Regions from separate parts of the Homo sapiens genome. Here regions 2 and 3 are each linked to region 1. The links are chromatin loops, found by intact Hi-C in ENCODE. Cell type or tissue: GM12878. All regions are shown on one strand. Links, peaks and the distances in the headings refer to the core of each region. The heading gives the core; the rest is flanking DNA.

Evidence for each region. Hi-C counts contacts between places; a loop is a spot of excess contacts. Peaks named below come from ENCODE experiments on the same cell type or tissue, not always from the same donor. Only the 100,000 strongest peaks of a DNase experiment are listed, where the experiment ranks them.
Region 2: a loop joins it to region 1, with 6 times the contacts of the local background. A loop is called at or near these places in 32 of 110 quality-filtered maps.
Region 3: it touches region 1 in a loop (5-fold over the local background); 23 of 110 quality-filtered maps call a loop at or near these places.

Annotation. Positions count from the first base shown.
Region 1 is chr5:43,299,605-43,309,697 of GRCh38, forward strand. It overlaps HMGCS1 (3-hydroxy-3-methylglutaryl-CoA synthase 1), which reads right to left. Exons shown (of 11, transcript NM_001098272.3): 2 at 8,162-8,220. Among named protein-coding and RNA genes, the nearest start is that of HMGCS1, 8.8 kb to the right of the region's middle. RefSeq lists a silencer at 2,003-2,297 and an enhancer at 6,576-6,635. In GM12878, for the core only: a CTCF peak has its summit at 6,538 (motif pointing left); DNase peaks (open chromatin) are centred at 5,147 and 6,597; H3K4me3 peaks cover 2,366 bases; H3K27ac peaks cover 1,950 bases.
Region 2 is chr5:43,385,075-43,395,170 of GRCh38, forward strand. CCL28 (C-C motif chemokine ligand 28) reads right to left here. Exons shown (of 3, transcript NM_148672.3): 2 at 3,276-3,402. Among named protein-coding and RNA genes, the nearest start is that of CCL28, 22 kb to the right of the region's middle. RefSeq lists an enhancer at 1,905-1,974. In GM12878, for the core only: CTCF peaks have their summits at 2,023 and 4,885 (motif pointing left); DNase peaks (open chromatin) are centred at 2,157 and 4,757.
Region 3 is chr5:43,222,815-43,232,910 of GRCh38, forward strand. All of the region lies in intron 1 of NIM1K (NIM1 serine/threonine protein kinase), which reads left to right. It also overlaps the pseudogene TUBAP14. Among named protein-coding and RNA genes, the nearest start is that of NIM1K, 36 kb to the left of the region's middle. In GM12878, for the core only: a CTCF peak has its summit at 4,978 (motif pointing right); no DNase peak of the experiment used is centred there.

The sequences.
Region 1 (10,093 bases), core at 2,094-10,093:
ATGTTACTGCACTCCAGCCTGGGTGACAGAGCAAGACTCCGTCTCAAAAAAAAAAAAAGAAAAAGTAAAAATCAATCAATCAATCAATCAATCAATCATGTATTCATCATAGATAAACCAGTCCTCTTTTAAAAAAGGGACTAAAAAGTAGTGTCTAGATTTACTTACCAATAGCAACAAAAATCACTAGCTACTCAAGACCATTGTTGGGCATTTAACTTACCAGAGCTTCAGCTTCTTTAACAGGTTGTATTAGTCAGGAAAAGAAAAATTACTATAGATATTTCAAACAGAGGGGAGTTTTAATGCAGGGAAATAGCTACAAACTTGTTGGCTGGGCTGGAAGAACAAAGCGGAAAAGGTGGTTCTCTGATCCCATGAGCCTGCACTCCTGCTGAAGCTGCTGGAGCTACAGTACTAGTACCTCTGCTGCTGAGCTGGAACCCAGAGACCCAAAGTCCCACTGTTGGTGCTGCCACTGACAAGAACAAGAGAGGTACCTTCTTCCCACCTTCTAATATTTCTTGAGTACTTCCAATATTTCTTGAGTACTTCCATCAGCCCTCTAACCAGAACCCAGATGGCATAAGAACCAATGAAATGTAATTGTGAGGCTTTGAAGAGTGGCACAGCTCCTCAGTTTTAGAGAAAGAATCCTAAAACCTAAAATTCTACAACTCAATTTCCTTTTTAGGTATGACATCATTGGATGGTGCTACTTAGGTGGCAGAATTTCATTGACCCAAAGGTCTTGGGTTATGAGTTACCTGGGCCGAACTGATTCATGAACATTCTGTATGACTTGTTTGTCAACCCATCACTAATTTGATACTTAAAAATGAAAGTCAAATCCTGTATTTATGTCATTTGTCCTCTGCTGCTCTGCAATTAAAGGTCTTAAGGGGCCAGGTGCAGTGGATCATGCCTATAATCCTAGCACTCTGGGAGGCTGAGGCAGGAGGATCACTTGAGCCCAGGAGTTCAAGACCAGCCTAGGCAACATAGCAAGACTCTGTCTCAACAAAAAAAATTTTTTTAAAATGAGCTGAGCATGGTGGTGCATGCCTGCAGTCCCAGCTACTAGGGAGGCTGAGGTAGCAGGATCACTTGAGCCCAGGAGTACAAGGGTGTAGTGAGCTGTGATTGCACCACTGCACTCCAGCCTGGGTGATGGTGAGACCTTGTCTATAGAGAAAGGAAAAAAAAAAAAAAAAAAGAAAAGACTTAAGGGATACCAGTTGTATCTTCCTTCCAAACAGAAGAATCTTTTTTTTTTCTCATTCATCCAACCAATGCCAACATGTTACATACTAAACATTAGGGATGCTTAATGGGAGACTTCCTTATCCTCTCGAATATTCACTATTTTATGGGACAATAAGAGAAAAACACATAATAATAAACAGGTAACAACATTGAGAACCACATTATATAATGGAGAACTACCTAACCCAGCCTGGTGGTAGGGCAAGGAGTGTTAGGAAAAGCATCCTGGTTATAGGGGCCTGACTTGAGCCCCAGGAATGGGTAGGAGTAAGCAGTAAAGCACTGAAGAAATGGAGGGTAGTAGATTTTCAACAGAGTGGACACCATGAAGAAAGGCAAGCTACAAGGAATTACAAAAAACTTTACTTGTCTATTGGAATGAAATGTGAGCTGAGTGGATCAGGTAAATAATAGATTAGAATAACTAGGTAAGGGTTAGGTCATGAAGGTTCTGGTATGCTGATGTTGAGGGCTTCAAATTTATCATGAAGATAGTAAGAAGCCATCGGAGAGTTTAAGGAATAACATGGTGATATTAGTTGTCAGGTCAGTGTTTTTCCAACTCCGGAATCAATTTAGTGGATGGCAAGCACACATTTAAAAAAATGAAACAGAAAAGAATACAAGATATAAGATTGCATGGCACAGGGTAAATGTAAAGATTTTTCTTGAATCAACCTTTTGTTTTAATTATTCATACATATATAAAGTATACATAAGTTGCAATACAAAGTGTATTTTTACTGGGGGCCACAGTCAAAAAAGTTTGACAGCCACTGTTTTATCCTCACTAATGCTGTTTTACAGTCACTGGTGCTGTGAATGGATGAGTTAGGAAGCTGACATGGCAGTCCAGATAAGACATGGGTCATGAACTAGAGCATTTACTACATGTGGAGCGAAGAGGAACAGCCTCCAAAAACATGGAAAAAGCAAAAGAACTGGCAGAAACTGTAACTGACTAGATGTTAGGGAAAGAAGAAAATGTATACAATGACTTCCAGATTTCCATCCTCAAGTGTTTTATGACTTGACAAGCACACTGTCAGATACACTAAATGAACAGAGATCCTCTCCACTTTGTTCTACTCCACTTCTTCCACACAAACCCTGTTTACTTTATGCCCTTTTCCCTGGTAAGTGGAGTTCAGCCAAACCAGCGCTCAGAACCACCACTGAGGAAGTGAAGAGATCAAGCTCAGACAAGCTGCTTTCGTTCCTGTCATTTCACCAACATCTCCATACATTTTTCCAGTTTGGTTTTCCTATCTACTTCCTTCCTATATGGGACTTAACACAAGATTCTTAACTTTCATGTATGCAGTTTATACTAGAAAACACACAAAGAGAACTACACTGAAGTCAACATTAAGGATAAATGCTAAATACTACCCAATCTTTCCCCATCTTACAACTACTTACCTACATAACCCTCCCTCTACCCTTTACTCTCAAATTATTATATTCTTTATCCAAAAACATTTAGTGCTTTCTTCAACAACCCACCTCGTGCTTCTGCTTATTGAAATCCTTTATAGCCCTAGATCACATAGGTCACATTTTACCCATGAAACCTTTCTAAATTACCTTTTGCATTTCTTGCCTATCCTTCTACATCATCATACTTCGTCAATTAAAGTCACTTTTTTGGGTAACATTTCAGAAATTGGGATTCCTCTTACAATTGCTATCAGACAGAAGCCAATTATGATGTTGTCATTGCTTACACATGGGAAAATAACAAAACTGCCAGCATGACATTTGCATATGACAGTCAACAGCCTGAAAGAAATTCCCAGAAATGATACTGGAGCATTCATTTCACCCTCTAGGAACCAAATGGACTGGGAAGGAAGTAGAAGATGGGGAATCCCTAAGCAGCAGTCAAAGTAGGCTGGCTTTGCATAATTGCAAAGCTGAAGGCCAGCACCAAAACCTTCGCATTCTTTTTTGGGATCTTGAAAGGAATGCTACATCACCAATTCTCTTGGCGGCACAGAGGATGTTTAACGGAAAATTACAGGTATTAACAACTCTGACTCCAAAAACAATTCAGAAGGCAGACTCTAAATATGTGAAATTTAGCAATTCCTTATGTGTTTTTTCACTTGTGTTTTCCATCTTATTGAATGTGCAAGTGACATATGACAAAAATCTATGTCTAACTCTAAAAGAGCTCTTTAAAAAATTCTAAGTAATCAAAAAAGCATTGTATCTTAATTTAATTGGCAATGAAGCATCTTAAATTTATTACATCCTAGATTCTTTAGATAGTACGAAATATAGCATTCAGTGCTTCAACTGTGTTACTTCCCAAATATCTGCCTGAATTATGGATTGAAATGTCTGGGTTTCCCCACCAAATTCATATGTTGAAGCCTTAACTCTCAATGTGATGGCATTTGGAGATGGGGCCTTTGGAAAATAATCAGGTTTAGATGAGGTCATGAGAATGGGGCCCTCATGATGGGATCAGTGCTCTTATAAGAAGATAAAACGAGAGCTTGCTCATGCTGTCATACTCTCTCTATGCCATGTGAGGACACGGGCAATCCAGGAGGAGAGCCCTGATCGGGAACCAACCACGCTGGCACCCTGACTTCCAGACTGCAAACCTATGAGATCATAAATGTCTGCTGTTTAAACCACCTACTCTATGGTATTTTGCTGTGGCACCTAAGCAGATTAAATAGTCTGGTCACCTCAACTAAGTCCAAGCTCCTTAAGGTCTCCTCATGTCTTAGACTACTGTATGGCCCATTTTACCAGACATAGCATATATACCGCTGCTACTCAATTCCACAATGGAAAGAAAAACTCCTAAACACAACAGTCTACTTCCGAATTATATCCTCTTGATTCCTAAATTACTGGCCATATTTTTGTATTCAATACAGGAAAAACAATGTCATCACCAACATTCAGGGACAGGGGCATAAAGAAAGACTAAGGGAGGCTCATTCTTGTTAAGACCTAAAGCTGAGGAGGGTAAAGATAAGGCTTTTACATTCCTACTCCATTCATCTTCAACTCCTTTCCTGTGTCTACAACTCAGATGGAGGACTACTGATTTTCTGGATATGAAGCACTTGAAATGTTCTACATCCATCCTCACTCTGAGCTTCAACAAACTCTCCCCATCAATTTTTTGATAAAGTTGGTGCCCACTTTGCTGAATTTGAAATGAAAATATAAAAGGGCTGCCTAATATGCCACTAGGCATGGATTCTAAGTTTATAGTAAAATAAGATACTGGATAGTCCACAAGAAAGAGCCCTACAACTACTGTTATCAGAAAAAGACTAGTCCATAGGCTTATAAGCTCCTACATATGATCTCTTAAGTCACCAAAGTAGGAGTAACCACCTTTCCAGCCTTTCCCACAAGGCTACCCTTTAGATTCTTTTCAACTCTTCAAACTGCTTTAAATATGCTGAAGACAGTATGGTCTTCCTTGCCTGGCTCAGTGGTTTTTAACACTATTGGAAATAAAGTGAACAGGGAATATATCTTTTTGAAGGTATAAACCAGTTTGCAATATACTTGTACTCACTAATAAATTCACTTTAGTCTTTTAAGAGCATCATGTAGCAACACTGGCAATATATTTAATTATCCTTATAATGCTTGTACAATTCTCTATAAAAAGTTATAATGCAAGGCTTCCATTTCAGAATTAATCTGTATTTGTCACAGTCTGACCAGCTCTGATCAATTCTTTGTATTATAGTACTCCTAAAATAAGATACAACTCTATGACTCCTAAATGTCCTACATTAAATACATGACATGTTTCATTTGAAAACAAACAAAAAACGTAGGTTAACTAAAATAACCCACATACATCAAATGGAAAGTGAAACACAATTCTGACTTTGATGGAAAAAAACATTTTTACATTGTCCAAGTCAGTCAATATTACTCATTCTCTGAGGGTTTCTGACAGCCAATGTGTTTTCCATTATGTTCTTGGTAAAAAGCCATCTAATCTGAAATATTTAGCCTTTGGTTCAAATTCAGAAAGAGAGTGATTAAGTTGACAGGAAAATTAATACAGAGAAATAATTGCTTTCATGACATTTAGAAGAACAGAAAGTTAATAGTTTCTGGTCTCAAATGTTACTTTTTTTTTTGAGACGGAGTTTCGCTCTTGTTGCCCAGGCTGGAGTGCAATGGTGTGATCTCGGCTCACTGCAACCTCCGCCTCCCAGGTTCAAGCGATTCTACTGCCTCAGCCTCTCAAGTAGCTGGGATTACAGGCGGGTGCCACCACACCCAGCTGATTTTGTATTTTTAATAGAGATGGGGTTTGACCATGTTGGTCAGGCTGGTCTCAAACTCCTGACCTCAAGTGATCCACCCGCCTCGGCCTCCCGAAGTGCTGGGATTACAGGCGTGAGCCACCGTGCCCAGCAAATGTTACTTTTAACTATCCTATTGAGCATGTGCTCTTACATTGTCCTTTCAAATGCTCTCTGAAATAGGCTAGATATAGTTAGATATAAATTAGGGAAAAAAAGACTAGCTACAGGTCTGAGGTGCTCACATTATGGTATTCACTCTTTACCCTACCAGAGAATAGAATATTCTGGTTAATTCACTATTTAAGAATAAAGAGGCCGGGTGTGATGGCTCACACCTGTAATCCCAGCACTTTGGGAGGCCGAGGTGGGCGGATCACTTAAGGTCAGGAGTTCAAGACCAGCCTGGCCAAAATGGTGAAACCCCCTCTCTACTAAAAATACAAAAATTAGCTGGTTTTGGTGGCGGGCAACAGTAATCCCAGCTACTTGGAAGGCTGAGGCAGGAGAATCACTTGAACCTGGGAGACGGAGGTTGCAGTGAGCCAAGATCTGAGCCAAGATCGTGCCACTGCACTCCAGCCTGGGTCACAGAGTGAGACTCCGTCTCAAAAAAAAAAAAAAAAAAATTTAAAAAATTTAAAAAAAGAGATAAATCACAAAAACTTTCAAGTAGAACATAATTTTAAAAATCTGATGGTTAAAAAAATTACGTTTTTAATTTTTTACAGATAATGCATTTTATTATTTTCAGAGTACTATATTCACCATAAAATAAGTCTAAAGAGAATAATGAGGACTCTGTATTTATAATAAAATACACACATTTTCTTTTTAAATTCTATCCTTAAAAAAGGCGAGAAAAGGCAACTTTCAGAGAACTTTGTAAACCTTTCAAGTCTTCCAACAAAGTAGTACCAACAGAGGACTAAAGTCTTAAATAAGTCTCATTAAAGTGAAGGCTCACTCCCTCTGGTGGACAAAAGAAACTCCATATGCTATTTCCAGAATCAGTAAAGCAAGATAAGGAAGCCTTGTTAATGTTTTCTGAATGCTTCCTGCCTAGAATACATAAAAGACCTATATAGTTATTCTGAGAATAAATCTGGAAATGAAAGAGAACTGGAAAGGGGAAAAAAGGGGGAGGGAAACTAGCTGATGATACTGGTGCAAGGGAAGTCCTAACCTAGCTCCTCAATGGCTGTGTTGGGGAAGGACTTCAGCATCAGTCTCTCCTAAGTGAGCTCTGCCTCTGCTCTCTTCTCTGTCATAGGCCAACAGTTTTTTCCAAACTGCATGTCTAACCATTGTCAAGATGCTGCAGGTTGAGCATTCCTAATACAAAAATGCTAAAATCTGAAATGCTCCAAAATCTGAAACTCTCTGAGCACCAACATGATGCTCAAAGGAAATGCTCATTGGAACATTTTGGATTTTGGATTTCCAGATTAGGGCTGCTCAAATGGTATGTTTTCTCAAATATTCCAAGACCCAGAAAAATCCAAAATCTTTAACATTGCTGGTCCCAAGCATTGTTCAGATAAGGAAAATTCAATTTATATTTCAAACTGCCAAGTTTCTCCTCTATTATTTAGGCTTAGCCTCTCTGCATTAAACAAGGAGCTTTTGGAGAGCAGGAACCGTGCTTTGTTCATTTTTGTGTCCCCGGTACCCAACCCACTGTTTGGCATATGGTAGATGCTAATGTTGAATAAATGAAATGGTACTAGACTTCTAATCTAAAGTCATTAACACCCATAGGAAATCATAATCTTGAAATACAAAAAAAGCAGAATTGTAAGAGAAGCACTCCCTGACAATATGAGAAAGCAATGGCTGCAAATAATTAGATTACCAGTTGAAACACATTTGAAATTACTGTCCATTCTCACATAATTTTTTTTTTTTTTTTTTTTTGAGACAGAGTCCCACTCTGTTGCCCAGGCTGGAGTGCAGTGGCGCAATCTCAGCTCACTGCAACCTCCGACTTCTGGGTTCAAGCGATTCTCTTGCCTCAGCCTCCTGAGCTGCTTGACTTACAGGCACCTGCCACCAAGCCTGGCTAATTTTTTTGTATTTTTAGTAGAGACTGGGTTTTACCATGTTGGCCAGGCTGGTCTCAAATTCCTGACCTCAGGTGATCCACCCGCCACAGCCTCCCAAAGTGGTGGGATTACAGACGTGAGCCACTGTGCCTGGCCCATTCTTACATAATTTTAAACATTCATCCACAGCCCAGATACATATCTTTTGAGGCCATAATTTAAAAAGCACTAATGGCAGTCATGTTTACCTCTGATTGTTTCTGATTAAGTAGTCCATGTAATTACATTTTATTATAAGTACTTTTTCTCTTATGAGTGAACACTAATTTTTAAAATTTGTTTCTAGATTTTAAACATTAGTCTAATAAACATAAAATTAGTTTCCTGAAGCATTAAAGCATTAACAGAATTTTAAAGATGAGGTAGAACCCTAAAAGGGGTTTTAAGAACATATGGCACAAACAAATCGTTATTTTCTCTAGGATACCAAGTTTCCTCCTTCCATTAGAGAGGAATACTTTCCTTAAGCAGCATGACAGGATGTCATACCTGTGTGAAGGATAGAGAACTGCAGTCTCCAGGTCTGTCACTGTTTCCTCCTTCGGGCACTAGGAATTTCAAACAAGAACTGCTTTTAAAGTTATAAATCACTACCCAAATTCAAATACTAATGAATCCAATTCAAAGTGAGTTAAAATAAGCAATTCCTTATCCAATTACATTATGCAGAATAGAATTTGACATTTGCTTAGAAAAAATCATACTTAAAGCTTATAGAACATTTTCCCCCTTATTTTCATAGCCCTTATAGTGAAAGGTTCAGTCCTGGTAATAAACGGATATAAGAAGCCTACTATTGCAGGAAGGAATAAACAAAAAAACCTCAAGGAAATAAGAAGCCCATGTCACCAATTGAGGCTTTAAACCAAGGTTTTCAAGAATTGGGGGAAAGGAATATAAACAAGTTGTAATGAGTTAGCAAATTTCTAGAGTAAAGAGATATATGCAGTCAAGAGCCTGCACTGCATGTAACAGATTGTGGCTTTGGCAGCAATTCTGGACCTCAGTTTCCTCATCTATAAAATGAAGCTAATACAGTTGCCCTCCCCAGATCATTGTGAAGGATTGCTGAGATGATAAAATATGTGAAGACACTTTGTAACACAAAGCACCAATACACTGACTATTACCTTAGTTCTTATAGTTCTTATAAGTGTTTTTCAAAGAAAATAAAGGTATTTTTTCTAGCAAGACCTAATCATTTTCAACACTGCCACCTTCACCCTCCCAACCTTTTATAAAGTGATTTTCCCTCTTACTGCTTATGTTAAAAAATTAAGCATTTAGACAAAGGAGCATTAAACATTATTATGTAAATTAAGTAGAAATAATTTGCGAAGGTGACTGGAACATATTCTTCAGTCCATCTGTTTTGAAAGACTGATTGTTACTTGAGATGGCAACTTCTATGTTTAACACAGCATACACCATTTCCTCTGCTCTCTATTTAATTACTGGCAAATTTAGCATCTGCCCTTAATGGATTCACTGGTAACTACATTCGGATGTTATTAATATTTAATAAAGCTTTACTTTTTTTACATAATTACATAATTTAAGAGCTCTTCAGTCGTAGCGCCTTTTACTTCATTAACTAAGTTTACTACCCACCTACGCCCCCCTGCCCCATAAAAAGAAATAGATCTTGAGTTTTGTAGGCAAAGAATACTACAATATTCCAAAAATGTCTCTAATTAACTGTAATTATACATACTTTGAGAAAATAACCTATCTTTGTTCTTTATTATCTCAAATTATGCCTTTGTCTTCTGCAAATTAAGCAGACCACAGAGACCAGTTCTTGAAAAACAAGATTCCTTCTCCATGTTAAGACTACTTAAATAATAATATTTCTTCTTGATGTTCATGTATGTATATGCATTTGACACTACTTGTATCAAGGAAATTTTCCTTGAACTGCCTATATTCTGCCTTTCCTTGCACTGCCTATATTCCCTCAAATTTTTTTTTTTTTTTGAGACAGGGTCTCCCTCTGTCACCCAGACTGGAATGCAGTAGCATTCCAGTCACTGCTCACTGTAACCTCGACCTCCCAGGCTCAAGTGATCCTCCTGTCTCAGACCCCGCAAGTAGCTGGGACTACAGGCACATGCCACAATACACAGCTGATTTTTGTATTTTTTGTAGAGATGGGGTTTTGCCATCTTTCCCAGGCTGTTCTCCAACTCCTGGGCTAAACCAATCCACCCACTTTGGCCTCCCAAAGTGCTGGGATTATAGGCGTGGGCCACCTTGCCTGGGCCCCTCTTTCTATTTTGATTACTTAAATTGGAGAGGGATGTTAGGTGGGAGAGACACAGAGAACAAAGAAGAAACAAATAGAAGATTCAGAAAGGATTGCTGTGCTACTTAAGGATTTCTCTATTCTGGCTAAACCAGTATTGCCAAAGTCTCAAGCAG
Region 2 (10,096 bases), core at 796-8,795, 84 kb after region 1:
TTTTAGTAGAGACAAGGTTTCACCGTGTTAGCCAGGATGGTCTCGATCTTCTGACCTCGTGATCCGCCTGCCTCGGCCTCCCAAAGTGCTGGGATTACAGGCGTGAGCCACCGCGCCCGGCCATGATAAACAACCTGTTATTGTATTTATGTTCAGAAACATTCAGAAGCTCATTAATGAAGTCACTGTAGAGGAGTTTGAACAAGAAAACTGCTGTCTCAGGCATCAAAAACTACAATGACCATTTATAAGGTATAAAACATAGGACCTATTTCTAGGCAGAAAAGAAAGAAGCCTAGTAAGTTTACCGTACGTTGACTTATATTAATTAATTGTTATTAGTAATACATGCTACTTGGGAATTACATTTCCAGTGTTAGCAATGCTTTCTGCATCTTAAACACTTTCTCAAATCTTAAAGTCTTTATACCCAGTCAGGGATAAGGGACTACATTTTAGATAAGTAAAGACATGCTCCATACTAAACTAATCTGAAAACAAGAGAATCTTTATCTATTCTTGTTGAACATCAGGAAACACAACAGACAGGATCTGTAATTTATGGTTAAAAAAATACTACAGAATTAAATTTAATTTTATTTGAGATTAGGTCATAACAACTCTGTATTTTTCAGCTTTCTTAGCACAGAGAGGTCAATTTACAAATTGTGCTTGAATAAAGTAAATATTTTTAGATCCAACTGATTGGCTTCCTAGTTCCTCTTTAATTAAAATTGAGTCCTTTTTAAAATGAAGACTTATGTTTCTGATTATATTTTCCCTTATCACAGCAAAACATCATTTCTGTTCCTATGCCTTTCAGATCTCTGACACCTGCTTATCCCAAAGAAACATCCCTGAAAATCCTGTTACCAATACCTTCCCTGGATAACCTCCAGAATCTCTTATACACCCACAGAAACTTCCTCTGTTTTTTTTCTCCAAGCCTTTCTGGGAGTCCTATTGGAGCCCTTACAAGCTTCAAGCTTCAAGTCTGAGGTGATATGTGCCAATAAGGTGGAAGGAATTGAGAGGAGTTGAAAATTTGGAGTTTCTCAGAGCAACTGGAGCAGGTTCAGACAGATTTAGTGCAGCTGTGTCCACTTGACACAAATATCCAGCTGTTTCTAACTACCTAGAGCATTGTCTATCCACGCATTGTCTATGAATTTTTTACTTTCCAACTATTACCAACAATATTCTTTAAGATTAAATAAAAGACTGGTAGAATCTTGGCCAGACATGTACCAAGGAATTTTTCAAAGAAGTTGGGAACTTGGAGCACCCCTCAGAATCCTCATTGGTATGTAGCCCCTGGAGTGCCACAGATGATGCTGGTTCCCAATGACTAAACCACCTGAGCCAATGGAGCCACGTGGTGGCTTGAACTGAGGAGATGCTGAGAAAATTCTCAGGCTTCTCCCTTCTCCCACAAAGACACTCATGCTTAATACAAGTTTGAATCAAGAATTGTTTCCTCCCCTACATCTGACCCTGAGTGTGACCTTTAAACTTTATTTGATCTCAGAAACTTTGAGAATCTTATAAAACCTATGGACCCTCTAAAAATGCTCACAGGTTCATACACAAAAATTTCAGGAAGTTCACAGCCCCTAACCTGATGAAAGTCTATCAACAGACATCTTACAAACTCTTCCTCTGAACTTTTAAGAACGCTTATCTTGGAGCAGTTTTTCCTCAAAATTGAATAATGGATAAATCCCTCTGAAAGGGGGGAAAATATATTTCAAATTCCAGAGATCATCTCAAATCATTAAGATGATCTGCAGAACCCAGCTGGATAAAGAGTCCCCTTGAGACTCTAGGCAGACAGAACCCATTTTGTCACCACTGCATCCCCAGCATATAGAACAGTGCTTGGTGCATAATTGTTAATTCATAAATATTTGTTGAATTCACTGAAAGAATAAGGTTTCTGAGTGACTCAGGAGCTCAGGCATAAGCAATGGGTTTATTTATAGCCCAAAGAAAGGAGCACCAAATGACTCACTAGCATCACCTGGAGCCACAAATGGTGTTAAAACCAGCATGCCAGGGAGATGCCTGATACTCGGATGCAGTAGAGTTTGGAGAGGGTATTTTATGGTTAGTCCCACCACTGCTTTAGAATGACATTGGAGGTGTACAAGTGTTCTGAACTAAGAGACCTGGGTTCACATCCTGTTTCTGCAATTCACGAGCTGTACACAAGTGAACCGTGTAACCTGAGTCACAGCTTTCTCCTGTGTATGATTGGGAGATCATTTATGCTTTCCTCACAGCATTGTTGTCAGAATCCAGATTTACTAAATACCAATGCAGTTCAGATGTTAGAGCCTCCATAGAAATGTTAAGTACATATACAAACAAAGCTTTTAATAACTGAGCCAGGGGCAGGGGTGGGAGGCTTCACTGTGAACCAACACCACAGAATCAAAAGCAGAGATTGGATTGGCATTTCTGATTGGATTGCATATAGCACTGTGACAGGTATAGATATTTCCACGCTTCTTTTTGAACCTTTTCTTTTGTTTTTCTTTGCCTTTTTGTTGTTGTGGTGGTGGTGGTTTTTTGAGACGGGATTTAACTCTGTCACCCAGGTTGGAGTGCACTGGCATGAGCACGGCTCACTGCAGCCTCGAACTGGGCTCAACGATCCTCCCATCACAGCCTCCCAAGTAGCTGGGACTACAGGTGCATGCCACCATGCCTGGCTAGTTTTAAAGTTTTTTGTAGAGATGGGGTCTCACCATGTTGCCCAGGCTGGTCTTGAACACCTGGGCTCAAGCGATACCCCTGCCTTGGCCTCCCAAAGTGCTGGGATTACAGGCATAAACCACCACACCCAGCCTAACTTTTTGAACTTTATAATATGCTCCTGATGAATTCATAAAGTAGAAATGACAGCAACCCATATACTAAAAAAGGTTAAAAGCCATGAAATATAACAGAGTTATCTTTTGTTTGGGGTTTTGTTTTGCTTGGGAAAGTCATGAACACTTTTTGGTGACTGGGGGAATTTAGTCCTAACCACAGCACTACAGGGTGGAAGTAGATGGTGTGCTGGTATGGGGCTCAGGACATCTTTGGACAGAGAGACTATGAATTTACTCCAGGGAGCCTGGGGCCTAATGGACAGAATATTTACTCTTCCCTCCCTTGTTTGGATGATTGTTTGTATGTTGTAATCAAGCAAAGCCTTTCCAACCTATTATTCGTTGGGCAGGGAAATAATCACTGTGCAGGTTTAGACCTCCCGGCTGATGAGCACTCACATGACAGCAGCCAAGTCACAATCCCCATCAGCTCTCTGGATGCGACACATATTCACTCTTTCCAGGAGCCTTCTGGAAATATGATGTGAAACCTCCGTGCAACAGCTGGAGGCAATGGGAAGTATGGCTAAAAGAAGAAAAGAAAGAAAATGTTAAATTTTACGGTTTATAGAACACTGGCATGGTTCTCATTTTAAAGATTTCAGAGAAACAATGTTAATCCACACAAACAAGGGGCAAACATGGCTTTGTGAATACAGACTTGGGGCAGGACATGTTCCCACTTTCTGGAATTTAAGCTATATTTGTGAAAGAGAAAATGTAAATTTAGGCAAAGACACAAAACAAGTGAAAGAGATGAAAAGAGTTACAGACAAGGATTCTGGTGGTACTGCAGACTGATCAAAGATGAAAGGAGTGAGGTCAACACGGTGTTTCATGCATTTTGGAACTGGAAAAGCATCATTCGTTCAGCAAACATTTATTGATTGCCCATTCTGTGACAGGCCCTGAGCTCTGCATTCAAAGTTGAAATAAGGCATAATCTGTCCTTGTGATGCTTAATAGTCCAGTGGGAGGCAGGCCATAATAATCCCAACACAGCAAAATAAGTGTTAAAGAGTTATGTTCAAAGGGTTATGGGATTATACATGAAAGAAGCCAGATTCGAAAGGCCATACTGTATGATTCCCTTTATATGAAAGATCCAGAATGGGCAAATCCATAAAGACAGAAAGTAGATTAGTGGTTGCCAGGGGCTGGGGGGCTAAGGGATGGAGAGGGACGAGTGAAAGGAGGGGACACGGAGTGACTGTGAACAGGTACAAGATCTCTTTTTGGAGTGATGAAAATGTGCTGGAATTAGATATTGGTGATCACACAATTCTGTGAATATATTGAAGACCACTGAATTTTATACTTTAAAATGGAGAATTTTATGGTTTGTGAATACTGGTTGTTCCTACATTTATTAATGCATTTATTTCCTAAAACTGTTTCTTTCTTTAGCTATGCTGTGCTGCCTAAGTCAAACTCTTAATATCCTGAACAAGGTATTGGATTTATCACGTATCCACCCATTCATCCACCCATCTCACTATACGTGAATCACTACGCTAGACCCTGAAGGTAGAAAGATGAAGCGTTACTAGCCTCAAAGATTAGCTGTGGCCCAAGCAACTCTAATAGGAAACATACTTTCAGAAGCATGGTAGCAATTAAGAATCACAAGAAAATCTGTGTGTTTAGGAATTTGAGTTATCTGAGTGCTGATATCAATTCAAACAGTCTTAAGCCAGAAGAGTACCGGGGGCCTATATATACTTAGTAAACTGGATTGCATTTCTCAAATATTAATATAAACGTAGGATGGGCTCAGCTGGAGATCACTTGATCTAAGTCACATTAACTATAAAAAGGCAAGAAGCAGGCCAGCATTTATTACATGTTAGTAGGTGCAACTAGTGCCCTCCAGAGGAAGCAGAAAATATAAGAGGCCAGGAAACAACTTTGGAGAGAACATGGGAAGTTAGGCAATGGAGAATGTAAACTGGGTAGTTCCGAATAGGGCAACTGTAAAATTCTGTTAGATAACATCGCCCCCTAGAGGTTCCCTCCTGCAGCCTCCTGTCAGAATAGTTCCATTTTTAAAAAGCCATCAGCTACTTCCCTTTATTTCAATTATGACTCCAGAATTTCTATATAGGAGAGATTTTGGTGTGTCAATTAGGCTGAAAAAGATGATTATGTGACATTTCTTCAGCATTTACATAGTTTTGTTCAGATGATACTGAACAATGGTTGTTGGAGAGGTTGTTGGGGAGGCAAGCTGATAAGAGGTCGGGGAGGCCAAAACCTGTTTGCAAAGACCACCTTGGTCAGGTATATAATGGAAAATAACCAGCTTATGTTCCAGAATTGGAGTTCACACAAACACAAACCTGTATGATGGAGAAGGGGTTCCCCTGAAGAGAAATATGTGACTATTACTGAAAATAAGAGAAGTCTTGCAGAGTGGGCTTAATAAAGCAGCGGAGTCCAGAGGTATGAATGAGCAAGGATCTGAGGTATAATGCAAGACTTTGCCTGATCCACCCCCAACTGCCTCCCTAACCCCTCCTAGAGGTGCTCCCTTTGCTTTGGGAAGGGCAAAGCCCAACAGATCCATCTGGGAATTTCTCTGAAAAGTGATTTGTGAGATCAGCAGATGCGTTTCCCAGCTGGCCTGAGAAGCAGGCACTGAGGTCAGCTCTCTGGAGAAGTGGGCAACCACCAGTGGGTTTCAAATGGATCCAGAGCAGCTGCCCAACAGAGGAACCACAAAACTGGGAGTAAGGGTTCTGATTATGCAAGGGATCATCCCTCCTACACTATCAGGTCAACTTCCCCCAGACTCTTAGAGGGAAAGTACCCTTCTCCAGGACCCACTATTTGAGAATTGTCAAGAATATTTGGATTGAGAAATCCTGCAGCAACTTTGTAATTACTGCCAGGCAAGAAAGTGGGGACCCAGAACATCACAATTTCTACTCACCAACCAGTGAAGCCCAGAGTATAGGAGTTCCATGGGTAGCATCTGATGTGTCTATGCAGTGAATTGAAATCAGTATTTAAATCATATTTGAATCAGTTTGCTCTGGCATTTTTGAGATTGTATCAACTTTTGCTCCATTAAAAATAATGGTGTGCTTCTGTAGAGTGTGTGTGAAAGAAAGTAGGGGGAAAACATTTCTAACATAAGAGAAAATGTGGCAAGGGCTATGTGATAAACAGAATGGTATCTGGAACACTGAAAGGCAGAAGCGATAAATTATAGAGACTTGGGTCCATCTTTATCAAGGTGGTGGCATTTGAGCTGAAAATGTGAAAAATGGATAGAATATGAATAGGGCAGTAAATATAGAGGAGACAGTGGGTGTAAAGATACAAATGTGGAAAAAGGCAGATTCATGCAAATTTGGTTGGAATATAGAATTTATGAATGTAAGTTGTAGGAGGATGACATGAAAAGTATTTTGAGGCCAGACAGCTTTATATTTTATACCAATAACACGAGTTCAGTAACCTCTTTCTATGGAAACTTTAAAAATCAAGACATGACAATTCACCTAAACTAATACTTCTGTGGAAATGTAGATGTGAATAAATAAATGATGACTTAACTACTATTCCCCTTTCCTTGTGAAACATTTCAACACAGAGGAACTACCAAGAATAATAAAAACACCTATATACTCATCACCCAAATGTTATTAATGTTAAGTCTTTTCCATATTTGCCTTCAGTCTTATTTTTAAGTAACTGTTTCCAGTACTTTACTGTTACAAGCAAGGCTACAACAAACATCCTAATGATAACAGACATTGTTTGAGTTCTTACTGTGTGCCAGGCACTAGTGTAACTGCCATGTGTGAATTAATTTAAATAATCTACACAGCAACTATATGCAGAAGAAAGTATATTAATCACCATTTTATAAATGGGTAATAATATGCAGAAAAACTACATAACTTCCCCGAGATCAAAGGGCCAAGAAATAAATAGTGGGGCTGGAATTTGAATACATACATTCTGGCACTTTTTAGGCCTTTTGGTTATACTTTATTTGCTTTTCTAGATGTCTCCTTGGGGCTTGTGTGAGAATTTCTCTACAGCAGTGGTTCTCAAACTTTAATGTGTATCAAAATCAAATACCTCTCTTACCTCAGGTTTCTGATTCAGTAAATCTGAGGGGAGGCTTGAACATTTGCATATCTTATTATTTATTTATTTATTTATTTATTTTTCAGATGGAATCTTACTCTGTCACCAAGGCTGGAGTGCAGTGGCGCGATCTCGGCTCATTGCAACCTCCGTCTCCGGGGTTCAAGAGATTCTCCTGCCTCAGCTGCCCATGTAGCTGGAATTAAAGGTGTGTGCCAACACGCCTGTTTAATTTTTGTATTTTTAGTAGAGACGGGGTTTCACCATGTTGACCAGGCTGGTCTTGAACTCCTGACCTCAAGTGATCTGCCTGCCTCGCCCTTCCAAAGTGCTGAGATTACAGGTGTGAGCCACCATGCTGGGCCAATATTTGCATATCTAATAACTTCCCTGGTGATGTTGATACTGCTAGTCCTGGAACACATTTGGAGAACCACCGTTCTTGAAAAACAGATTTACACATGGAATTGCTAGGTTGTAGGATATATGCATCTTTAACTATATTTCATACCAGCAAATTGCTCTACAAAGTGATTATACCAATTTACACTCATACCTGCAGTTGATGAGAGTTCCATTTCTGCACATCCTCAACAACTTTTCATAATGTCGTTTTAAAATGTTGCCAATCTGATGGGGTTGAAATTGTACCTTAATGTGGCTTCATTTGTGTTCCCCTACTGGTAAGTTATTAATCATTCACATTTTCTCTTTGAATTGCCAAATCTTATTTTTGCCAGCTATTTTTTTACCTTGATTTTTAAAAAATTATTTATAAGAACTCATAAAATATTTGGGATACTTATCTCTTCTCAGTAATTAGAAAATATTTTCTCCCCCTTGGTAAGTGTATCTTTTAACTTTGAAGTATTTCCTTACAGTTTGCCATTTATGTCTTATTTAGCAAATCCTCCCATAGTCAGATATCATAAAAATAACATAATAATAATTTTGTTTTAAAAAGCAAAGCTTTTTTACCCCTGTAATTTATTTTTTATAGATTGTGAGTCAGAAAAAAAGTTTTTGCATGAGAATACCTATTGTCTCAGAACTATAGTGGTAAATGAAATTTTTTTCTCCATTTACAAAGGGCAAAGAAACCACTTCCCCCTTTATTCCATACTTTTTAAAATGTATGTATTTTTTACTTAAAAAGTCTTTTCAAAAGATGGGGGTCCTGCCATGTTGCCCAGGCTGGTCTCCAAGTCCTGGACTCAAGGGATCCGCCCACCTTGGCCTCCCCAAATGTTGGGATTACAGGCATGAGCTACCACCACACCCATCCCTTTCTTCCGTTTTTTTTTTTCTTTTCTTTTTTTCTGAGGCAGAGTATCACTCTGTTGCCCAGGCTGGAGGGCAGTGGCACAATCTCGGCTCACTGCAACCTCCACCTCCTGGGTTCAAGCGATTCTCCTGCCTCAGCCTCCCAAGTAGCTGGGACCACAGGTGCCAGCCACCATGCCCAGCTAATTTTTGTATTTTTAGTAGAGGTGAGGTTTCACCATGTTGGCCAGGTTGGTCTTGAACTTCTGACCTCAAATGATCCACCCACCTCAGCCTCCCAAAGTGCTGGGATTACAGGCGTGAGCCACCGCGCCCGGCCTCCTTTCCTCCATTCTTAAGATGAGGTTCTTTAAAGACATAGTGTATCTTAATCTTTACTTTTGGATTGAGATAAATCTCTACAAGGATTAAGCCCACTCTTCAGTTTTTGTAATAATAGCTATATATATCCAAGGCCAAGGGCCAAATAACCTCCAGATGTATTTTTAAAAACACCTCTGGATTTAGCTCAGGGTCTCTCACAAGACGTGTAGAAACTGTCACAAGGTGTGACCCTTTTATCTTTTGAGGAGGTGAGAAGTTATTCTTTCTTCTGCTATGCTATATAAAATTCTGTTCCAATTTCATAGTCACTTTTGTGCTGCCGTACATGCTTGTAAATGTGTTAATGCTTACTCAGTAATACTTTTTTTTCTCTTCTGTATTGGTACAGAGGAATCTTTCATTGGCAGGATTGTTCTTTCCATAACAGAACCACCCCATCTCACTGATATGCAGACACTCCTTAAATCTTCAAGTTTACACATACACATAGGTCTGCTTCTGGGCTTTTTCTTCTGTCTCATGCTCTACTTATTGATCTCTGCATCAATTCCACATGTTTCAACTAAGACACTTTTTAATAAATCTCAAAACTTGATACAATAAGTCTTCCCACTCAATTTATTCTTCAAAATTGTCTTGGCTGTTCTTGATCCTTTACCTTTTAGATAAATTTTAGAATCAGTTTGCTTAGTTCTTTAAGAATTTCAGGAATTGTGGTTGGAATTGCACTAAGTTTACAACTAAGATCTGAAATATATTGTCTTCCCATTCATAAATATGGAATTATCTCTCTATCTATTCAGATTTTCTTGGTCCTCCAAGATCTTTATGAAGAAAATGATAAGATAATGTCGTATATCTTAGATCTATATTTAGGTACCTTATATATTTTGTTGTATTGTGAATGAACTCTTTAAAAATACTTTTTTCTAATTAGTTAATTTTTATGTATAAGAATTCTATTGATTATTTAATGTTGCTCTTGTATCCAGCAACCTTGCTGAATTTTTTTATTTTTAATAGTTTGGAGTAGATACTCCAGTTTTACAGGTAAATCGTCATTTTCATCTCTTTCTTCTCAATTCCTGTGTAGGAAATAAAGGATTTTTCTCTTTTAAAATCTGTTACTTTGCTAAATGCCTAGAACAGTACCTAGCCCATTGAAAGTTTTAAATTGCTGCGGTGGATTAATCTATTTTCTTCCTTGCCCTCCTGGGATAAACCATACTTATTCATAATATATTAATTTTTATATATTGTATAAGATATGCTATTTATTAAGATTTTTGCACCTCTGTTCATAAATTAATCTATACTTTTATACCCTGTTACCATCCTTCCATGTTTTGGGTATTAAGGGTATGTTAATCTCAACAATGCATTAGGTAGTTTTCTCTGTTCTTCCATCCTTTGAAAGAGTTTGTATAAGATAAAGATTTTCTGTTCCTCCAATTTTTGGTAAAACTTAAAAAACTATCTAGGCCTGGTGTCTGAGGAAAGATGTTTAAGTT
Region 3 (10,096 bases), core at 1-8,000, 79 kb before region 1:
TATACCAAGTATTAAATCCTGGACATTAAAAAAATGTTAGATTGTGCTGGGCACAGTGGCTCACGCCTGTAATCCCAGAACTTTCGGAGGCCGAGGTGGGCAGATCACGAGGTCAGGAGTTTGAGACCAGCCTGACCAACACGGCGAAACCCCATCTCTACTAAAAATACAAAAATTAGCCTGGCGTGGTGGTGCATGCCTGTAATCCCAGCTACTCCGGAGGCTGAGGCAGGAGAATCGCTTGAACTTGGGAGGCAGAGGTTGCAGTGAACCGAGATCGTGCCACTGCACTCCAGCCGTGGCAACAGAGCGAGACTCCATCTCAAAAAAAAAAAAAAAAAAAAAAGTTAGGTTGTTATAAAAACATTCAGGAAATAACTATATAGCACACAGTGGTGCTTAAGAACCCTGAGGCTGGGGCCTCCCTGCCTGGGCTTGAATCCCAGCTGGGGAGAGTCACCTGATAGCATCTCCTTGTGCTGACTAAAGCTCCCTGTTCTGTAAACCTGATATATTAGCACCTACCTTCTAAAATTCTTGTAAGGATTAAATAGTTAATACACATACAGTATCTAGAATAATGCCTACCACATAAAATGTGTTATATAAGAGCTAACTGTTATTGACATAATTATTAAGGGCCAGAATAGTTCATTGAGATTATCCTCTAAATTTCAATAAAATTTTGGATATCTCATTTTCCACATTGCCTTACTACCTAGACATTTTCATAGTAACAGCCATGTACGTACATATCTATCATACAGCTTGAGCTATTAAGAACCAACAGCTCTCTTCTTATTAATGTTACTTTCCTTTTGTTAAATGATTACCATGGCAAAGAGCTGTTTTCTGCCTTTGAAAAATCAGCTTCACTCCAGAGGTTACCAGAACAGAGAAGAAAATCTGATAGGTGGGAAACCTTTGAGCCCCTAGATGGATAATTCAGAGGGCAGGAAAGCAGCTGCTTTTGTTTCAAATTAGGTTGATATAAATGAATTCCTGCCTGAGATTTCAGTGCTTTGGCAGATCAATGGGCTCAGGAATCAAAGGCATCAAAGGTGATGTTTCTAATGTGAATGTATGAGCCTTTTAAAACACTAATTAAAGACTGTCCCTCGTTTGTTTTATTGTGCAAAAATAGCAGCATCATGAAAGATTCTTTTTTGAGGGTTAAAAAAAAATCCATTGATTAGAAAGATACAGTAGAAAGGTTGAATACATTATTTTCACTTTTTTTTTGTCTTTTTGTTTTTTTTTTCCTTTTTCTGGAGAACGGGGTCTTGCTATATTGCCCAGGCAGGTCTCGAACTCCTGGGCTCAAGCTATCCTCCCCCCTCTTGCCTCCCTGAGAGCTGGGATTACAGGCGTGAGCCACCGCACCCGGCCTATTTTCATCACTGAATACAAGAACCTATGCGCTGTCCCCTCACCCCTAACACCCCCAGTCGAAGTGTCCCATAATCTACCTGCATTGCTTGGACCCCTGAAGTACAGTTCATTTGTACAATTAAGATTTGTTAGGCTGAGGCAGGAGAATCGCTTGAACCCGGGAGGCAGAGGTGGCAGTGAGCTGAGATTGTGCCATTGCACTCCAGCCTGGGCAACAAGAGCAAAAAACTCGTCTCAGAAAAAAAAAAAAAAGATTTGTTTTACTGTGGAACTATAAGGTCTGTTCCAGTCAATTTCCTTAGTAGAAACACAGATTGTACAGTTGTCCCTCAGTAACTGAGGGATTGGTTTTTTTACCTAAAAGGAAGAAGCTGAGACAAAATTAATATAAGTAGAGGGTTCATTTGGGTCAAGTTTAAGGATTACAACTCGAGAGCACATATTCAAGTTGCCCTGAAAATACATTCTGATTAACAGCAATAACAAGTGAATTTTTTTTTTTTTTTTTGAGACAGCTTCTCGCTCTGTCACCCAGGCTTGGGGGCAGTGGCGCGATCTCGGCTCACTGCAACCTCTGCCTCCTGCCTTCAAGCAATTCTCTGCCTCAGCCTCCCAAGTAGCTGCGATTACAGGCGTCCACCATCACACCCAGCTAATTTTTGTATTTTTAATAGAGATGGGATTTCACCATCTTGGCCAGGCTGATCTTGAACCCCTGACCTTGTGATCCACCTGCCTTGGCCTCCCAAAGTGCCGGGATTACAGGCCTAAGCCATTGCGCCTGGCCACAAGTGGATTTTTAAAAGGGGGACAGATACAAAAAGAGTGGGCTGATACAAAGTTGTTTTCCAGGAATTCTCATTCATTTACAGAAATAACATTGATTAGCGATTGACTATATATTCTTAAGCTACAGTGTCAGGGTTATAGTGGCCAGTGTGGAATTATTAGTTTAGTTTTTAGCTAATTGTGGCAATAGCAAGCAGTGTCAACAGATGATTGCATATTGCACCACTACACTCCAGCCTGGGCAACAGAAAGAGACCCTCTTTCCAAAAAAAAAAAAAAAAAAAAAAAAAAAAAAGATAACTACATAGCTCAAAAAGGTGTGATTACTGTCTTATTTTGATACCTCTCTCTGGACCTAACAATTAAAAGGACTTGCATTCCTCAGATAAAAGTTATTTTCTTTTTTTTTAAGTTGAACAATTTTAATTAAGTTACTCGTAAGCAGTAAAATTTTATGCAGTTTCATGAAAAGTCCCATGTTTCACATGCTTAAATTATGGTTCATTGTCTTTACTTGAAGGTTTTGAAGGTGGGACCTTCTTCTGAATCTTTCTAGTGGTTGAATAAAGTACATATTCTGGGGTGCTACTCACAGTGAATTTATGGCTTGTCCAAATAAATTTACTAGCAATAGGTGATTTTATAGGAGGATCTTCAGTCATACAGTGAAGCCAATGAAGCCACTCAAGAGGCACCAGGCTTCCATCCACATCCCAGGATGTGCTTCTGCCATTCATTTCAGTAGCGTATATAACCTCTCTGTGATGGCCAGAAAACTGCTTGTTATCTTCATAGTATTTGCTTCCTTATTTGTCTTCAAAGTCAAAAAGGGTCACCACCCTTAAGAAGCTGACAGCCTGACAAGAGAGACAGCCTGATATAAAAGTCATAACTGTACAAAGTTGTGGAGAAAACCACAATGTTAACTGCAGGTGTTGGAAGTACAAAAGAGAACTCTACATGGTTTATGGTGAGTGGGTCAGTGAGGGAAGCTTCCTGAAAGAAGTATCACTGAAATGAGTCTTAAAGGAGCAGTAGGAATTTGCAGAACGTAGGAGCATGACTGGTGCCTTCAAGTAAGAGTGGAGGAGACCAGCATGGCTGGAGTGTAGTTTCAAGGGTGTGATTGAGAATGACTTTAGGAAGGATGGGGACCATATTGGGCAGGGCCTTGAATGCCCTTTTAAGGGTTTTAGCTTTTACTCTAAGTGAGATGGGAAGCCATCAAAGGGTTTTGAGTAGAGAAGTGACATGATGTGATATTTTTAGAAGGATCTTTCTGGATGCTTTGTTAGAAACAAACCCTGTTAAAGGTGGGCAGGAGGCAGGGAAGGACAGAGGCTGTAACTGTAACAGGATCAAAAGCCAGTAGTGGCTTACACTTGATGGTAAATGACTGTGTTCTGGAAATATTTTGAAGGTAGAGCCAATGGGATTTGCTGACAGATTGGTGTATGAGAGAGAAAGAGGAGTGAGGATGTTTGGCTTCAGCTAGAAGGATGTCTTGCCATTTACCAATATGGGGAAAACCGTGAGAGGAACAAGTCTGGAGAAGAAAATCAGAAGTTTAGTTCTCATACTTTAAAGTAAATATGAGAGATTACTCCCCAAAGGACAGTAGTTTTTCCTAAAGAGGAACTAGATGGAGGACATGGTGAAGATAAAGTCATCTTCTGAGTGTCAAGTATAATGCACTCAGCATGATGCCTGTGATGGCAGGTAGAGTGGGTGGATGAACCCCTCAGTGCATGGACCCTGCTCTCAAGGACAGCTTGTGAGGAGGCTTAACTCACACAAATGAGCTAGAAAGATATGAAGTCAAGGACCAGATTATGGGATACAGATCTCAAGTGGCACAGGATAGTAGCAGAGGGAAATGTGAGTGTGGTAGTCAAAGTAGTCTGAAGTAGTCAAAGAAGGCCTCTAGAAGGCAGTGGGGGCAGGAGCCGTCCTCACAGTATGGGGATGACTTGGACAGAGTGGAAAAGGGTCAAGATTGTGAGAACAAGCAGGTTCCATTTGGGGCACAGATAATCCGTGCCTAGCTGGAAGAGTTGCTGGGAGGATTTTAAAAGAATTGGTTCACCGGGCGCAGTGGCTCATGCCTGTAATCCCAGCACTTTGAGAGGCCGAGGAAGGCGGATCACCTGAGGTCAGGAGTTCAAGACCAGCCTGACCAACATGGAGAAACCCTGTCTCTACTAAAAATACAAAATTAGCCCGGCATGGTGGCGCATGCTGGTAATCCCAGCTACTCGGGAGGCAGAGGCAGGAGAATCGCTTGAACCTGGGAGGCAGAGGTTGCGGTGAGCCGAGATTGCGCCATTGCACTCCAGCCTGGAGACAGAGCGAGACTCCGTTTCAAAAGAAAAAAATAATAAAATAAAAATAAAAAATAAAATAAAAGAATCGGTTCTTGGCACATAGTAAGCACTTGATAATAGATAGCTAACAATATTTCTTATACTAGAGGAATAGCTGGAGATAGAACTGTGTAAAACTCTCTTGAATCCAACCCGTCTTCCATATCCCTGTGTTTCCCACTCCTTTGCTACCCTTTGCCCTTTTTCCTCTCCTGGGTTGTCCTCTAACATTTCTAGTAGAGAACCTTCAAATATGACTTTCTAGGTTGTCTGAGGGGAGAAAGGGAATTGGGCTATGCTATTTCACAAGTCCATCTAGGGTTTATTATGAGTTTTTAAAAAATTTATTATTTATTATGGGCTTTTATTATTTTTATGGGTTTTATTAATCTCATCCATGTGGATACTACAAAGGTCCAGAAGGGGGCAATGTGACACTTGGACTTAAGGGTTTTTTTCACAAATGTTTTGGAATTCACCCCATATTGTCTAATCCAGGATCTCAGAAGGGCAGGGCTGGAATGATCTGTAAACATCATAGGTTCCAACATTCTCACTTGCCAGTAAAGATACTGAACCTAGAGAGTGGAAAAGACTGGCTCAAGGTCACAAAGACATTTCGTGGGAAAGCTGAGACTGTAACCATGTTCTGACCCTGAGTGTATATTATTCCATGACCTCACTTGGTTGTTTAATTTGGGGGAATCTCCCTCAGAAGCACAGTTTCTCAAAACTGTGTCATTTACTGATAACTTTTAAAGGAATTAAATTCTCATAACTCCTTGGTTGAGACCTTTTTTTTTTTTGACTTGGAGTCTCGCTCTGTCGCCCAGGCTGGAGTGCAGTGGCACAATCTTGGCTCACTGCAACCTCTGCCTCCTGGGTTCACGCCATTCTTCTGCCTCAGCCTCCCGAGTAGCTGGGACTACAGGTGCCCGCCACCACACCTGGCTAATTTTTTGTATTTTTAGTAGAGACAGGGTTTCACCGTGTTAGCCAGGATGGTCTCGATCTCCTGACCTCGTGATCCGCCCACCTCAGCCTCCCAAAGTCTTGGGATTACAGGCCTGAGCCACCGCACCCGGCCGAGACCTGTTTTATTGTAAATAAACATAAACAAAAATTTTACATTAAAGATACTGAAAATGTACAAATATAAAACTCCAGTTTAAATTTATTTTCCCAACCAGGTGCTGTGGCTCACTCCTGTAATCCCAGCGTTTTGGGAGGCTGAGGCAGGCAGATCGCTTGAACCCAGGAATTCAAGACCAGCCTGGCCAACATGGCAAAACCCTGTCTCTACAAAAAAAAAAACCCTAAAAATCAGCTAGGTGTGGCAGGGCACATCTGTGATCCCAGCTACTTGGGAGGCTGAGGTGGGAGGCTCTCTTGAGACCAGGAGGTGGAGGTTGCAGTGAACTGAGATCGTTCCACTGTACTCCAGCCTGGGTGACAGAATGAGACCGTGTCTCAAAAACAATTAATTAATTAATTAACTTTCTTTTCCTTAAAGCTCGTATACATATAAAGCAAAACGAATTTTACTGAGTTAAGCACACAAAAAAACCTTCAAACCAATGAAATTTAGATTAACAGTATTACATGAAAAATATAGATGATACTGTTTTGTCGAAATTAATTTGCTACTCACAAGTGAATATAGTACTTTTTAAAACAATAACACGCTTACTTGCTTCACCTTAGTTTCTTTAACATGACCAGTCCTCAATAAAGACTTTTGGGCCAGGTGTGGTGGCTCATGCCTGTAATTCCAGCACTTTGGGAGGCCAAGGCAGGTGGATCACATGAGGCTGACCTGAGTTCAGGGCTAGCCTGGGCAACATGGCAAAACCCCGTCTCTACTAAAAATACAAAAATTAGCCGGGCGTGGTGGCAGGAGCCTGTAATCGCAGGTACGCAGGAGGCTGAGGCAGGAGAATCGCTTGAACTGGGAGGTGGAGGTTGCAGTGAGCTGAGATCGCGCCATTGCACTCCAGCCTGGGCTACAAGAGCAAAACTCCATCTCAAAAAAAAAAAAAAAAAAAAGATTCTTTAATTTAATTTGCCTGAAGGTATAAATAATTGGAAATACCTTGATGTATCAGAAAACTAAAATCAGGAATCTCTGTCATTGGTCCACTGTACTTTATATCTACCTATCTAAACCTTTATAGGCTATACAGATAGATGTAGACAAGACAGATAAAATCTGTCTCTATTTATACATATTCATGAATATCAACCTATATCTGTATCTTTTTTTTCTTTTTTAAATTTTAGCCTTTTTTTTTTTTTTGAGATGGAGTCTGGCTCTGTTGCCCAGGCTGGAGTGCAGTGGCACCATCTCAGCTCACTGCAACTTCTGCCTCCTGAGTTCAAGTGATTCTTCTGCCTCAGCCTCCTGAGTAGCTGGGACTACAGGCTCATGCCACCATGCCCAACTAATTTTTGTATTTTTAGTAGAGATGGGGTTTCACTATGTTGGCCAGGGTCTCGAACTCCTGACCTCGTGATTTACCCACCTTGGCCTCCCAAAGTGCTGGGATTACAGGTGTGAGCCACCAAGCCCAGCCTAATTTTAGCCTCTTTTTTTTTTTCTTTAAGAGCGAAGACTTCCTTTGAAATATCTCTACCTTTACCTATAGATAAACAGATACCAATTACATATAAATTTCAAGTTATAAAACTAGTTATACATGTTATAAAACCTTCAAACAACCCAGAAACAAATGGAGTAAGAAATGAAAGCCCTCTTGCACAAACATTGGGTTGCCATAACAAAAGTTGAAACAATAAAGGCTTAAAGAAGATAGAATCTTATATCTCTCACATCATAATATACAAGGTAGCAATCCTGGGTTGATCTGGTGACTGTGTAGTGATGGGTTTAGGCTCCTTCTCGGTGGCTCTGCAATTCTCAGCACATGGCTTCCATCTTGGTCCAAGGTGGCTGTTTCCATTTACCCCACTGTGTCCACATTCTAGCTAGCAGGAAGATGGGAAGAAGGAAGAGGCGAGAGGTCATGCTTCTTTTTTTAAAGGTCACAACATGGCAGTCACGTATGTCACTTGTGCTCACAGCCCATGACTGGAACTCAGATACATGGCCAAACTAAACTATAGCCAAAACTGGGAAATACAGTCCTCAGTTGGATAGCAATGTGCCCAGCTAAAACTTCTCTGTTATAAAATAGTGGTTTTCAAGTTTGGCTGCACAACAGAATCACCTGGAAAACTTAAACAAATAGACACCTCCCACTCCACAGGCCAATTCAATCACAATATTTGGGGGGCAGGGCCTAGACTTCTGCATTTTTTGAATGCTCTCTGGTGATTTTCATGCAGGTTAAGGTTGAGAACCACTGCTATAGAAGAAAGAACAGATGAAGGGGGGATAACAACCCCCATCACCGTCATTTTCACTCCTCCCCAATTCTGTACCTCACACTCCTTCCCCATTTGTCACCCACTAGTTCAATCTGCATTTTACCAGAGCTTTTTTTTGTGCATGTACAAGTACGCACTACGTGCATATGCACATGGTCTGTCCTGACACCCAGTAGTGACTCCAGCATTTCTATATGGGTGTGTCTTGGAATAGTAATATTACTAGAAGAGGCATGAGCCTCTGTATTTGCATGGCACTTTACACTAATCAAAAAATATATTATTTTCTTGGCTGGATGCTGTGGCTCACACCTATAATCCCAGGATTTTGAGAGGCTGAGGCTGGGGGATCACTTGAGCTCAGGAGTTCAACACCAGCCTGGGCGACATAGTGAGACACCATCTCTACAAAAAATAAAAAATTAGCTGGGCATGTTGGCACAAGCTTGTTGTCGCAGCTACTCAGGAGACTGAGTTGGGTGGATTGCTTGGGTCCAGGAGATCGAGGCTGCAGTGAGCCATCCTCTCATTACTGCAGTCCAGCCTGAGTGACAGAGTGAAACTCTAGTTATCTCTTCCTCTATCTATATCTATATATCTATATTTATAAATGTATAATTTTCTTATGTGTGTCAAAGAATGAGGGCTAATGAAGAATTTGTGGTGGTGTGAAAGCTGAAGCCATCTCTTGGTTTAGCCCCTGCAAGCATCATAATATTGAATCGTTTACCTTTTCCCAGTGGTCTCAAATGCCACCTCTATTACATATTAAATCTCCATATATATGAAGATTTTTTAAAAGTATTATTTATTCTGTTAGTTCAGATTGTTACTACATATTTGTTCACTTTTAAAAAACATTTATTATTATTATTGTTTTTAAAACCCATCACAGAAATGGACAGTCTGGGTCTGCAAAAGCATTCATGTTTTAAAGCATAGGTCAGTAGTTGTATATTAGAGCATACACTGCTACATAAAAATTAACTGATCAGACCACAACTTTTCAATGTTTAAAACAGAATAAGCTTCCCTGTAAAAGCAGCACCTTTGTGACGTTTTCACTTTAGTATTCCTCTCTTTCTTCCTCACCTTCTCCTTCAACAGAATCCACACCAACCTCCTTATAATCCTTCTCAAGGGCAGTCATGTCCTCACTGGCCTCAGAAAACTCTCCTTCCTCCCTTCTCTCACCCACGTACCAGTGAACAAAAGCACTCTTGACATACATTCAAGTCAAACTTGTGGTCCAGGTGAGCCCAGGCCTCAGCAATGGCTGTGGTATTGCTCAGCATGCACACAGCTCTCTGTGTCTTGACCAGGTCTCCACCAGTCACCACAGTGGGAGGGCTGGCAGTTAATGCCAACCTTGAAGCCAGGGGGCACCAAACCACAAATTAGATGATACACTTGGTCTTGATTGATGGTGGCAATGGCAGCATTGACGTCTTTGAGAACCATGTCACCACGGTAAAACAGGCAGCAAGCCATGTATTTACCATGGCAAGGCTCACATTTCATCATCTGGTTGGCAGGCTGAAAGCAAGCACTGGCAGTCTCTGCTACAGAAAGCTGTTTCATGGTAGGCTTTCTCAGCAGAGATGACAGGGCATATGTGTCCAGACGGAAGTGGATGGGGGGATAGGCCACCAGCTTGGTCTGGAATTCTGTCAGATCAACATTCAGGACTCCATCAAATCTCAGGGAAGCAGTGATGGAGGACACAATTTGACCTATCAACCTATTCAGTTTAGTATAGGTTGGGCGTTCAGTATCAAGGTTCTATGCCAGATATCATAAGTGGCCTCATTGTCTACCATGAAGACACAATCAGAGTGCTCCAGGGTGGTGTGGGAGGTGAGGATGGAGTTGTAGGGCTCAACTACAGCTGTGGAAACCTGGGGTGGTGAGTAAATGGAGAACTGCAGCTTGGACTTCTTGCCGTAATCAACCGGGAGTTGTTCCATGAGCGGGGAGGTGAACCCAGAACCAATTCCTTCACCAAAGCTGTGGAAAAACAAGAAGCCTTGGCGATCCATGCACTGTTCAGCCAGTTTACAAATTTGGTCCAAAACGAGGTCAGTGATCTCCTGGCCAATGGTGTAGTGCCTTCAGGCATAGTTACTGGAAGCATCTTCCTTGCCTGTGATGAGCTGCTCAGGGTG